Regions from separate parts of the Mus musculus genome. Here region 1 is linked to region 2. Evidence: chromatin loops called from intact Hi-C (ENCODE). Cell type or tissue: left cerebral cortex. All regions are shown on one strand.

Region 1 (5,000 bases), 140 kb after region 2:
CTCTCTCAAAATAGCAACCCAAAGTCATCAAAATATAGAGTAATTCAATTAGCAGACTTAACAATTTGGTCTACATATATGTCTGTGTACCATTTATGTGTCTGCATCCTGGGAACTAGAGTCATAGATGTTTGTGAGCTGTCATGTTGGTGCTTGGAAATGAACTTGTGTCCCTCAGGAAGAGCACCCAAACCTCTTAACTGCCAAGGTAACTGGCCCTGCTACTCTCAAAGTGTCTTGAGAATCTGGATGGAAGTACCTTTGCTTCTTGGCTTTCCTGGTGGCTTCCTTAGGATATGAGTGTTCTAATTGGGTAGTTCAGCCATCTGCTTTAGCAGCTTCTAGGAGCTTCCAGCAACTTCCATGGTACATCGCTGTTTTTTTTTTTCTTCTTCTCTAATTTAAAAGACTATGTTCTTTTAATAATCCTCTAATGATTTTGATGAAATAATGACATGCCTATTTGAAGATGGGAAAGCGGTATTAAGTGGAGAATCAGACTGCAAAGGTGACTCGATGGATAAGAGCACTTGCTATGAAGGAAAGAAAATCTGAGGTCAAATTCCTTGCACCCATATATAAACTAACAAGCCAAGCATGGCTGTGTGTGACTATGCCTTCATTGTTGAATGAAGACAGGTGGTTTATTGCAATTTACTGGCCAGCAAGCTTAAGTGGAGAGCTTCAAGTTCTTTCAGACACGCCCCCCCCCCAAAAAAAAAAGAAGGAGGAGGAGGAGAATACAAGACCCAGTCACGCAGTCAGTCCTCTACTGACCTGTATCTGCACATAGAATCCTTGCACATCCTGAGAGAGCCATACACAGAAAGACATCGCTTGAGACATAAACTCTAGTAGTCTTGCTTACGTTTTTGATAACATACCTTATTTGAAAAGGCTTTCTCACTCCAGATGGTTCAGGATTAAAATGAAGCAGTCTAAAACACCAAAAGTTAGCTTTGTGTGTACAAGCGTGTGGGTGGGTGGTGATGGGGTACATGTTTGTATTGTAGGAATGAATCCCTGTGTGTGTGTGTGTGTGTGTGTGTGTGTGTGTGTGCATGCGTGCGTGCGCGCACACGCGCGCACATGCGCAAGTCTAAGCCAGACGTTGATATCAGTTATTTTCATTCTTTAGTTTACTTTTTGAGATGAGGTCGTTTACTGATCTTGGAGTTCACAGATTTACAAGAGTAGTTAACCAGCATACACCCCTTCTCTCTGCCCCTCCCCAGTGCTGGGATTACATCTGTGCAGTGCCACAGCTAGCTTTTTAACAGAAATCCTCTTCTTGTGTAGAAACACTTTACCAGCTGAACCATCTTCTTTGTGTAGCGCTCTCTCTTTTTTTTTTTTTTAAATAAGGTCTTGTTTTTTTTGGTCCAGGCTAGGCTCTAATCCAACAGTTCTCTTATTCCTGCCTCCTACATGCCGTGGTTATTGGCATGTGTCACCATGCTAAGGTAATGCACTTAATTCCTATTCATCTTTTTAAATCATATTTTCTAGATTAAAGTGTGAGACCTTGTGCCTGTCATTGTGGCCATATGCCTATAATTGTAGCACATCAAGGTAGATATCTGTAGTCAATGCCAGTCTGGTCTTAATATATAGTGAGTCACAGGTCAGCCACGATTACATAGTGAAATCCTCCCTCAATATCCCCCTAGCCCCCCCCAAAAAAGAACAAAGGAAAAAGAAGCCCTTTGCTAATGAGAAATTTTATGCTGATGCTCATGTATATATGGCCTGCATTTCTGGGTGAGAGAATGCCACGTGCTTAGAGCTCTCAGGGTATTTAGTTTACTGGACTCTTTTTACTGTTTACAGGTTACCTCAATTTGCTCTCTTGCTCCAGAACTCAAATATCTCATTAGACTGTCTGCATAGCATGGTTGTGTTACAATATTCTCAATGATCATACATATTTTACTTAGGTTGTAAGATGTCTCAGCAGGTAAAGGCATTTGTCATCATGCCTGACAACCCAAGTCTTGGCCACAGAACCCACTTGATGGAATAAGAGAATTGATTCCTGCAAGATGTTTTTTAGCCTCCCCAGATACGCCATTGAAGATGCATACACATGCACACACACAAGTACACACATACCTAAACAAATGGTTACATGGGGAAAAAATATTTTGCTGAAGTAATTAAATTTTGTGTTTATACCTGTAGACTTTCCTGAACATGTTTGTTGATAGCAATCAAGATGCTCGGAGAAGATCTGTAAATGAGGATGATAACCCTCCTTCTCCTATAGGAGGTGACATGATGGACTCTTTAATATCACAGCTCCAGCCACCTCAGCAACAGGTAAATGTCTGCCTGCAAGTCTACTGTCCCATCTGTGGAACAGCTTCTATAGGTGTCAGCATTTCTTTGTTAAAAGATAGAATGTCTTTGGAAGACCTAAGAAGCCCAGGAAACCCCTATTAAAAAATTGTAACAGAGACAACAAGGAGACCTCCATTGGTAGGAAATGAGCACTTGAGGTCAAGGCTTTTTCTATTACTACTCATTTCTAATTGGGAAAAAAAAGTCTCTTGCTGGATGCTGGGCAACCTTTTGTGCAGCAGCCTCACTGTGTCTTTGAAAGGCAGCTGTTACACATTTGCTGTTGTTCATTAAGGTCTCTGCCAAGCCAGCCAGTTCTAATTTCAAGGGTTCTTCTATCCACAGCTTCACCAAGTCATGCGATCACAGCTCCAAAGCTTTGAGCACTCTTGCTGACTCCTTCCCTTGCCTAGTTGAACAGCCCGCAAGCCAGCCTCAATTTGTTCTCACTTTGTCTCTCTTGAAATAGAAAGTAGTCACTCATTGATCTTGGACTCCTAAACCAGTGCCTTATGATTCACTAGCATGGAAAAGACTCTGTGTGTCAGGGTACAAAGAACCTTTTGGCTGGAGCCTTTAGCAGTTGATTTTAGTTGTATGTGAATGCACAACCTGTTGCCAAGGTTCTGAGGCGCATCCTTCAGAGGCAATTTTCTGAAGTAACTCACCGCTCCTCCTTCGTAATCTTTTGTGAAATAGCACAGTCCTTGGGCTTCCTCGCTTCTGGCCTGGCTACTTATGCTTAGTAAGTCCAATATGCTGGTGCTTGTGTCTTTCATCGAGTACTAGACTCTTAACAGCAGGAGTTTGTATATTACACCTGGCAGGTATTTAGCTTTTTTCCTTCCCTGTATTTGGTTTTCTTGCTGACATAAAAATACAGGGCAGCCCAGTAAGACCCAATATGAATACCTCTGTACCCAGAGTGGGGCTGTGACAGATGTTGACTTAGATGAGAAGATTGTAGACCATCACAATGGAGGAGGACCTTGCCCAGCAATGCCAGAGGAGTGCTGTTGCTGCTGCTGCTGTTCTTCCTCCTCTCCCTCCTCCTCCTCCTCCTCCTCCTCTTCTTCTTCTCTGCTATTATTTATTTTGCGGGTTTTCTTTTTGTTTTGTTTTTTTTTACATTGTAAATCTCTCCTTGAATTGATGTTGGGAAAGAGTAAGTCACATATTCTAGGAAAGCAGTGATTGAGATGGGCTAGATAGTAGCCACAGCAAGTGTCATACTGACAATTAATAGAGAATCTGTTATTCCCCTCTCCCTAAATAAATCATCCATTGGCTGCTTTCCAAGAATTTTATAGGTCACAGAAAAATCACACTGTAGCTTATTAAACATTCTGGTTTTGCTAAGAGTTCTATGTACCAATAACTTTAATACTTGATATGAGATTTCCACCTGGGAGAATAGTTAGAGGCTAAAGGATTAGAGGTGGGTAGATTAAGGAAAATTTAGCATGGTCTAGTGATGTTAGGAAGATTCATCACTGTTACAACTCCTAGATTCTTTGTTTCTGTTTTGTTTTTCTTGTTTCTTTATTTTTAAATCAAATGTCTGACAGTGTCACTCAGAATACTTGGGGGGTAAAAAAACAACAACAGGAAAAAAAATTACCACCACCAATAAAAATTGTGTTTTGAGACAGTATCACTATTAGTCTTGGCTGTTCCGGGAACTCCCTCTGTAGGCCAGACTGGCCTCAATCTCACAGAGATCAGCCTGCCTCTGTCTTCCAAAGTCTGCATTAAAGGCATGTGCCATCTCATCTGCTTAATGTTTTTAAACATTTATCAAATGGTACATTTAAGAAGTGTTGAAGGCGCATGCACAGAGTCAGAAAATGAAGCAACATGAAGCTTTTAAGTAATTACAATACTGTTCTATATTTTGCTATATGTGATTAATACCTCAACTTTAAAAAAACAGACTTGGAAGGTAAATGTAAAATATGCTTGCACACATGTGTGGGTGACTGTATCACTGGAAAATGGATCAGGAGGAAGTGTGCTACCATGGAAGCTATATCTCCAGCTACATTTACCACTTTTTATTTGCTGCAAATGGAGGCAGCAATTAAAGGAATGGGTATTGAAAGATTCACCCTGATTTTACAGATGTTAACATCAAGGATAGAAATAAAACTGGCAGGAAAATGGGGGACGGGGGGACAGAATTGGTGATGTTGAAGCAGGTAAGAAATGAGGGGCTTGCTGGTTTTCAAACAGTTGCAAGCCTTCCTTCTTCCAGACTTCCTAGTTTGCATGGTCGACGTGTATTTAGAATAGATCTGTATCTAAATGGTTTCCTATATGCCAACCAGTGGAGCAGCAAAGCCTTATGTTGGTCTAATGAGGAAAAACTACACATATATTCTCTGTGGTTGACCAGCATGCCAACATTAACTTTGCTTTTCTTTTTTTCCCACCAGCCATTTCCAAAGCAGCCAGGGACATCAGGCGCTTACCCTCTTACTTCACCCCCTACATCCTATCACAGCACAGTTAATCAGTCCCCCTCTATGATGCACACACAGTCTCCAGGTAAGATACGAGTTATTCTCTGTTCTTGTCTACCTCAAGAGGAAGCATTGCTTAGGTGACCTCAGGTGTCACACAGGTTTTTACCTGCTCTCTGTCTCATTATTTGCCTACAT
Region 2 (5,000 bases):
GGATAACAGTGTGTAACAGCATACCTGACTTATTCAGGGCTAAGAATCAAACCTAGAGCTTTGTGAATGTTAGACAAAGCACTCCACAAAAAGACCTATAATCTTTACTTTGATGTAGGCGAAAATTATTTTATTAATAATATTTAAACAATTTATTTTTATTGTGATGGATATATAAGTTTACACAAAGGACCAAATCATGCAGACACCTAAAACTACATCCAGTACCATGTTCAAGAGCTCACACATTCACACCCAAGTAACACTGGAAAATGTTATTTTCTTCCTTTTAAAAAGTGTGTGTGTGTGGGGGGGGGGCTGGTGAGATGGCTCAGCGGTTAAGAGCACTGACTGCTCTCCCAAAGGTCCTGAGTTCAAATCCCAGCAACTACATGGTGGCCCACAACCATCTGTAACAAAAATCTGATGCCCTCTTCTGGAGTGTCTGAAGACAGCTACAGTGCACACACATATAATAAATAAATAAATAAATAAATAAATAAATATTTTTTTAAAAAGTGTGTGTGTACGTGCGTGCGTGCTCGTGCAAGCACTTGTACATGTGTGTATGTGAGTGTGGAGGTAAGAGGAGGACACAGGGTATTCCCCTCCATCACTATGTGCCATATTTCCTTGAGACATATTCTCTCAATGAGCCTAGATTTGGGCTGAGAACCTCCAAGCCCTGGTAATCCTCCACCCATCCCCACCCCCACCCCCAGCACTGAAGTCAAGTGTATATGGCCACATCCAGGCTTAAAAAATAATTGTATGAGCCGGGCATGGTGTTGCACGCCTTTAATCCCAGCACTTGGGAGGCAGAGGCAGGCGGATTTCTGAGTTCAAGGCCAGCCTGGTCTACAGAGTGAGTTCCAGGACAGCCAGAGTTACACAGAGAAACCCTGTCTCAGAAAAACCAATAATAATAATAATAATAATAATAATTGTATGTATGTGTATGACGTGTGTTCATGTTTATATGTGAGGGGACACACATATGGAGGTCAGAGGACAACTTTGGGTGACTTTCCCCCTTGTGACTTATAGTGACATTGGAAGCCTATTAAAGGAAAACTATTCTTGGTCAGGAGAATGGAATCTCTCTCTGGGTAGAGACATGGCATTGTCCCTTGAATTAATCCAGTTGGCCTGCTTATTATATAATCCAGTGCTCTGGCCAAGGACCACCCCTCAGGAAGTCGGGTTCACTGGATCTATGCTAGAGAGACAGGTGGAATAATGAGCCCTTTAATCAGCTGATGTATTTTCCCTCCCCAAAGCAGTTGCTAAGGAGCTTCCATGAAGTCTATCAAAGTATAAATTTTCCTTTTTCTTCTTCTTCCTCCTCCTCCTGTTCATGGAGCCTAGGTAAGACTGGTCTACACAGTTCCAGGAAAGGCAGGGCTACGTACAGAGACCCTGTCTCAAAGCGGGGCAGGGTCAGAAAAAGGAGTTTTAGTCAACTTGACCACCTTGGGAAAAGGGACAAAGAAATCTGTCCTCTGTTCTTGTGTCGTCATGCTTCCACTCCCATCCTCCACTGCTTCAGTCTCTCCAGCAAGGTCACCTGACAAGACAGAACCTGGTCTCCATTTCAGCTCTCAGCCTTCCCTTTTCTGAGTATGAGGTTCCTAGGGAAATTACAATGTTAAGAGTGTCTGTTGTTTCAATAGTCTGTTTGCTACAATGTCTCTTTCCAATATCCTCTTTCCTGCCTAGCAGGCTGGCTACAAATGGGTGGTGGTTAGGCGGGGTGGTGGTACGGTGGTGGTGATGGTGGGATATTCCTGGGGCACACCTTTCCTCCATTCCAAGAAACCGACCATGGTCACTAGCTGCCCATCAATTTAGTACCAGATTCTCAGACCGGACTAAGGAGATCAGTCCGTGCATTTGATTTCAGAAACCGTGAGACTGGAGGTCATCGTGCCCCTTTCACTGGAGAAATGGTGGGAAGAAAGAAACGCGTCATTACAATCGTTAAGGCTGTCTCTTTGTCCTTGGTGATACAAACTAGTTTGCTGAATTGGCTGCTGTAATGAAAAAGGGGGTGGGGGGAGAGATTGAGATTTTTCCCAAGCGTGGGAGGTAATTACTGGAGAAAGGTTGCGCGTCTGCGGCGAGCAGGTTACACCACACGAACAAGAAAAACGCGGAGCATTTTTCTAGCTAATAATGCCCATCCAAAAGCAAAGGGTGGGAGGACCCTGCGGCCCCGCAGGCCTGTGCTGCCGACAGCAAGCTGCTTGGACTGGATCCAGGATGCTGCTGGCAGCTGCCCATTGCTCACACGGAGGGGGAAGGGGTGGAGACTCAGCTGGAGCAGGAACAGGGCTGCAGCTCCTTAAACGCCCCAGCTTTTGCAGGCATTGTCATTCCAAATCCCAGCTCCCTTAGGGACTTCGTCCAAGAACTCAGGCTGGCTGTCTTTGCTATTTAGGACTAAAATAAAATTCCCTGCTTCTGTAGGATGATTTGGTAGTAGCTCTGCGTAAATCAGCTTCTAGCCCTTTAAAATTTTTTCGTTCTTTTCTTCTCTCTGGTCTGCAACAGATGCTTGAAATTCCTCTTTGGCAAAAGGAATTCTCCTTTGCAGCCTTCGCTTTTAAATGCAAATAAGGCCGTGTGGGGAAAGTGAATCGGTTTGTCTGAGGATAGCATGTGGATGCTTGCACAAACATAACACGAAATGAAAATGTTGTAAAGGGCTTTATGGGGGGGGGGTCTGCCTGCAAGACCACCACCAGTCTAGCCCGTTGGCAGAATAATTCCATTTGGTCACATGCTCACTTAGGCACTTTTTTTTTTTTAAATCACTTTCAATTATGTCTGTAAACGCCAAGTGCAGGTGCTCTCAGAGGCCAGAAGAGGGCATCAGATCTCCTTTAAGCTGGAGCTACTGGTAGTTGTTGGGGAAAGGAACTCCAGTCCTCTGTAAGAGAAGTAATATTCTTAACCACTGAACCATGTCTCCAGCCCTCCCCAAACTTTCTAATTAAGGGTTACTAAGTACAATAAGTTTGAGATAAGAACTGCCCCACCCCCTGGCATACCACACCTCCCCGTGGGCATGGGGTGGGGGGGTCCGCTCTCGAAAACACACACACACACACACACACACACACACACACACACACAGTTCCAGTCGCTGAGCCAGGCCCTGCAGGTACAAAGAGATGGTTCCTCACAGAGAGGTTCAGGGAATCAAATGTGTAAAGAGAGGGCAGTTACAGTATCAGGTTTCTGTTAGAACCATGCTGACCTGGCACATGCAGTGGAGACTGGGTTAGGTAGTCACAGAAGGCTTCTTGGAAAGGGCATGTCCTAGTGTTAGAGAAGCGATATGCTTTCTCAGTGAGAAATCAGTCCTCAAACTAGAGGTGAATGAAAGCTCTTTAGTAGCGGTTAGCCAATTGGGGTTAATGCCCAAATAAGAACTGACCCCCATCAGAAGGTTTCTATAAACTTTAGGATTATACAGTCCATGAACATTGTCATCCTTAAATCTTTTTTGAGTCCTAGCTCCAGGTTACACTTTAAACAATTTAAACACAGACAGGAGACTGTAACTTTGGTCCCTTAGGCAGGGAAGAGGTTCACACAGCAAAGATACTGCATATTGCTAGAATTATTTTTAAGTACACCAGTGGTCTTTCTTTCTTTCTTTCTTTCTTTCTTTCTTTCTTTCTTTCTTTCTTTCTTTCTTTGAATAATTGTTCCAGGTGGGTCATCTTGTTAGAGGTATTCTTTGGGAATGAGAATCAGGGATTAATGACTGGTTGTATATCAGAGGTGTCTCCTTGTTGGGAATAGGGTCTAATATCTGGAAAAAAAATTTACACCCTAGTATCCTAAATTTGTTTGTTTTTCAAGTCAGGGTTTCTCTGTGTAGCTCTGGCTGTCCTGGAACTCACTCTGTAGACCAGGCTGGCCTCGAACTCAGAAATCCTCCTGCCTGCCTCTGCCTCCCAAGTGCTGGGATTAAAGGCATGCACCACCACTGCCCAGCTCAAATCAAACTCTTGTGTGAATCTGTTTTGTGGTGTGATCTTTGCATTACCTTAGCCCTGACCTGCCAAGATACTTCTCTGCCAAAACCCTAAGAGGCCTGGTTCACATACCTCCGGTATTTTGGAGGCAGTGCTCCCTTAGCTAAATTCCATGTCTCCTAAGCAAATCTATTAACAAATTCTTTATAACACCATTTGTATTTGTTTTGAACTTTGATCTCATTAGTGTGGCAGGAGATCAAACTGGAGACTACATCAAGATTAACATAAAGGTTAATCTTAGCGCTCCAGAGGCAGAAGCAGGCTCATCTCTTATTTTGAGGCCAGCCTCTTCTACTTAGTAAGTTCAAAGCTAGCCAGGACTACATAGTAAGACCCTGCTAAAAGAGAAAGGAGTGAGGAAGAGGAGATTAACTCATAAAAGAAGCCAGTTGGGGAAAAAAAAAAGGCAGGAAACCCTTCTCTACTTCAGCTTCACACAGCTAATGAAGAATGTTTATGGCAGGTTGCAAAGAAAGACTGCAAACCTTCTAAGGGACTAGAAATTAGCCAGTCTGAGGCAGCCAGGGAGAGGAACCATGATTACATAATAAATGTGGCAAACGTCCAAGATGGCTGCCTTCTGCCTCACCCCACTGACCTGCTGGCAGCTTAAAATAAAGGCCTGGTGGGCTTTTTTTCCTCCAGCCAGTAGGGCCCCCTCCTGACAGACTTACTTGTTTAACAAGCTCAAGGCCAGATCAGCACTGTTTATATCAAAGATTTGGGCTTATCCTTTCCAATTGACCAGCAGTAAATTGGGGGGTGTGTGTGTGTGTGGGGGGGGGAGCCTTACAAGAACAAAGCAGGAAAGTCCTCCAGGAAAGACTGGACTGTGAGCGTCCAGAGGGCCCTCCCTGCTGGATTTCTTCTCTTGTCCCCAATTAAAAGCCAGTCTTCGGCAGCTCATTTTCTCAGCAGTGTTGGAGATTTTCCCTGATGCATTTGATG

The links. A loop is a pair of places that touch in the nucleus more often than their neighbours do. Peaks named below come from ENCODE experiments on the same cell type or tissue, not always from the same donor. Only the 100,000 strongest peaks of a DNase experiment are listed, where the experiment ranks them.
Region 1: a loop joins it to region 2, with 3.0 times the contacts of the local background. A loop is called at or near these places in 3 of 42 quality-filtered maps.

The regions. Positions count from the first base shown.
Region 1 is chrX:12,693,472-12,698,471 of GRCm38, reverse strand. It overlaps Med14 (mediator complex subunit 14), which reads left to right. Exons shown (of 31, transcript NM_001048208.1): 22 at 2,182-2,319; 23 at 4,776-4,887. It overlaps Gm52422 (a long non-coding RNA gene), which reads right to left and starts at 1,389. Exons shown (of 2, transcript XR_003953047.1): 1 at 260-1,389. In left cerebral cortex, no CTCF peak of the experiment used is centred here; DNase peaks (open chromatin) are centred at 1,011 and 2,743.
Region 2 is chrX:12,837,677-12,842,676 of GRCm38, reverse strand. No RefSeq gene overlaps it. Among named protein-coding and RNA genes, the nearest start is that of Gm14634, 78 kb to the right of the region's middle. In left cerebral cortex, a CTCF peak has its summit at 2,859 (motif pointing right); DNase peaks (open chromatin) are centred at 1,553, 2,384, 2,831 and 4,624; H3K4me3 peaks cover 1,102 bases; H3K27ac peaks cover 1,235 bases.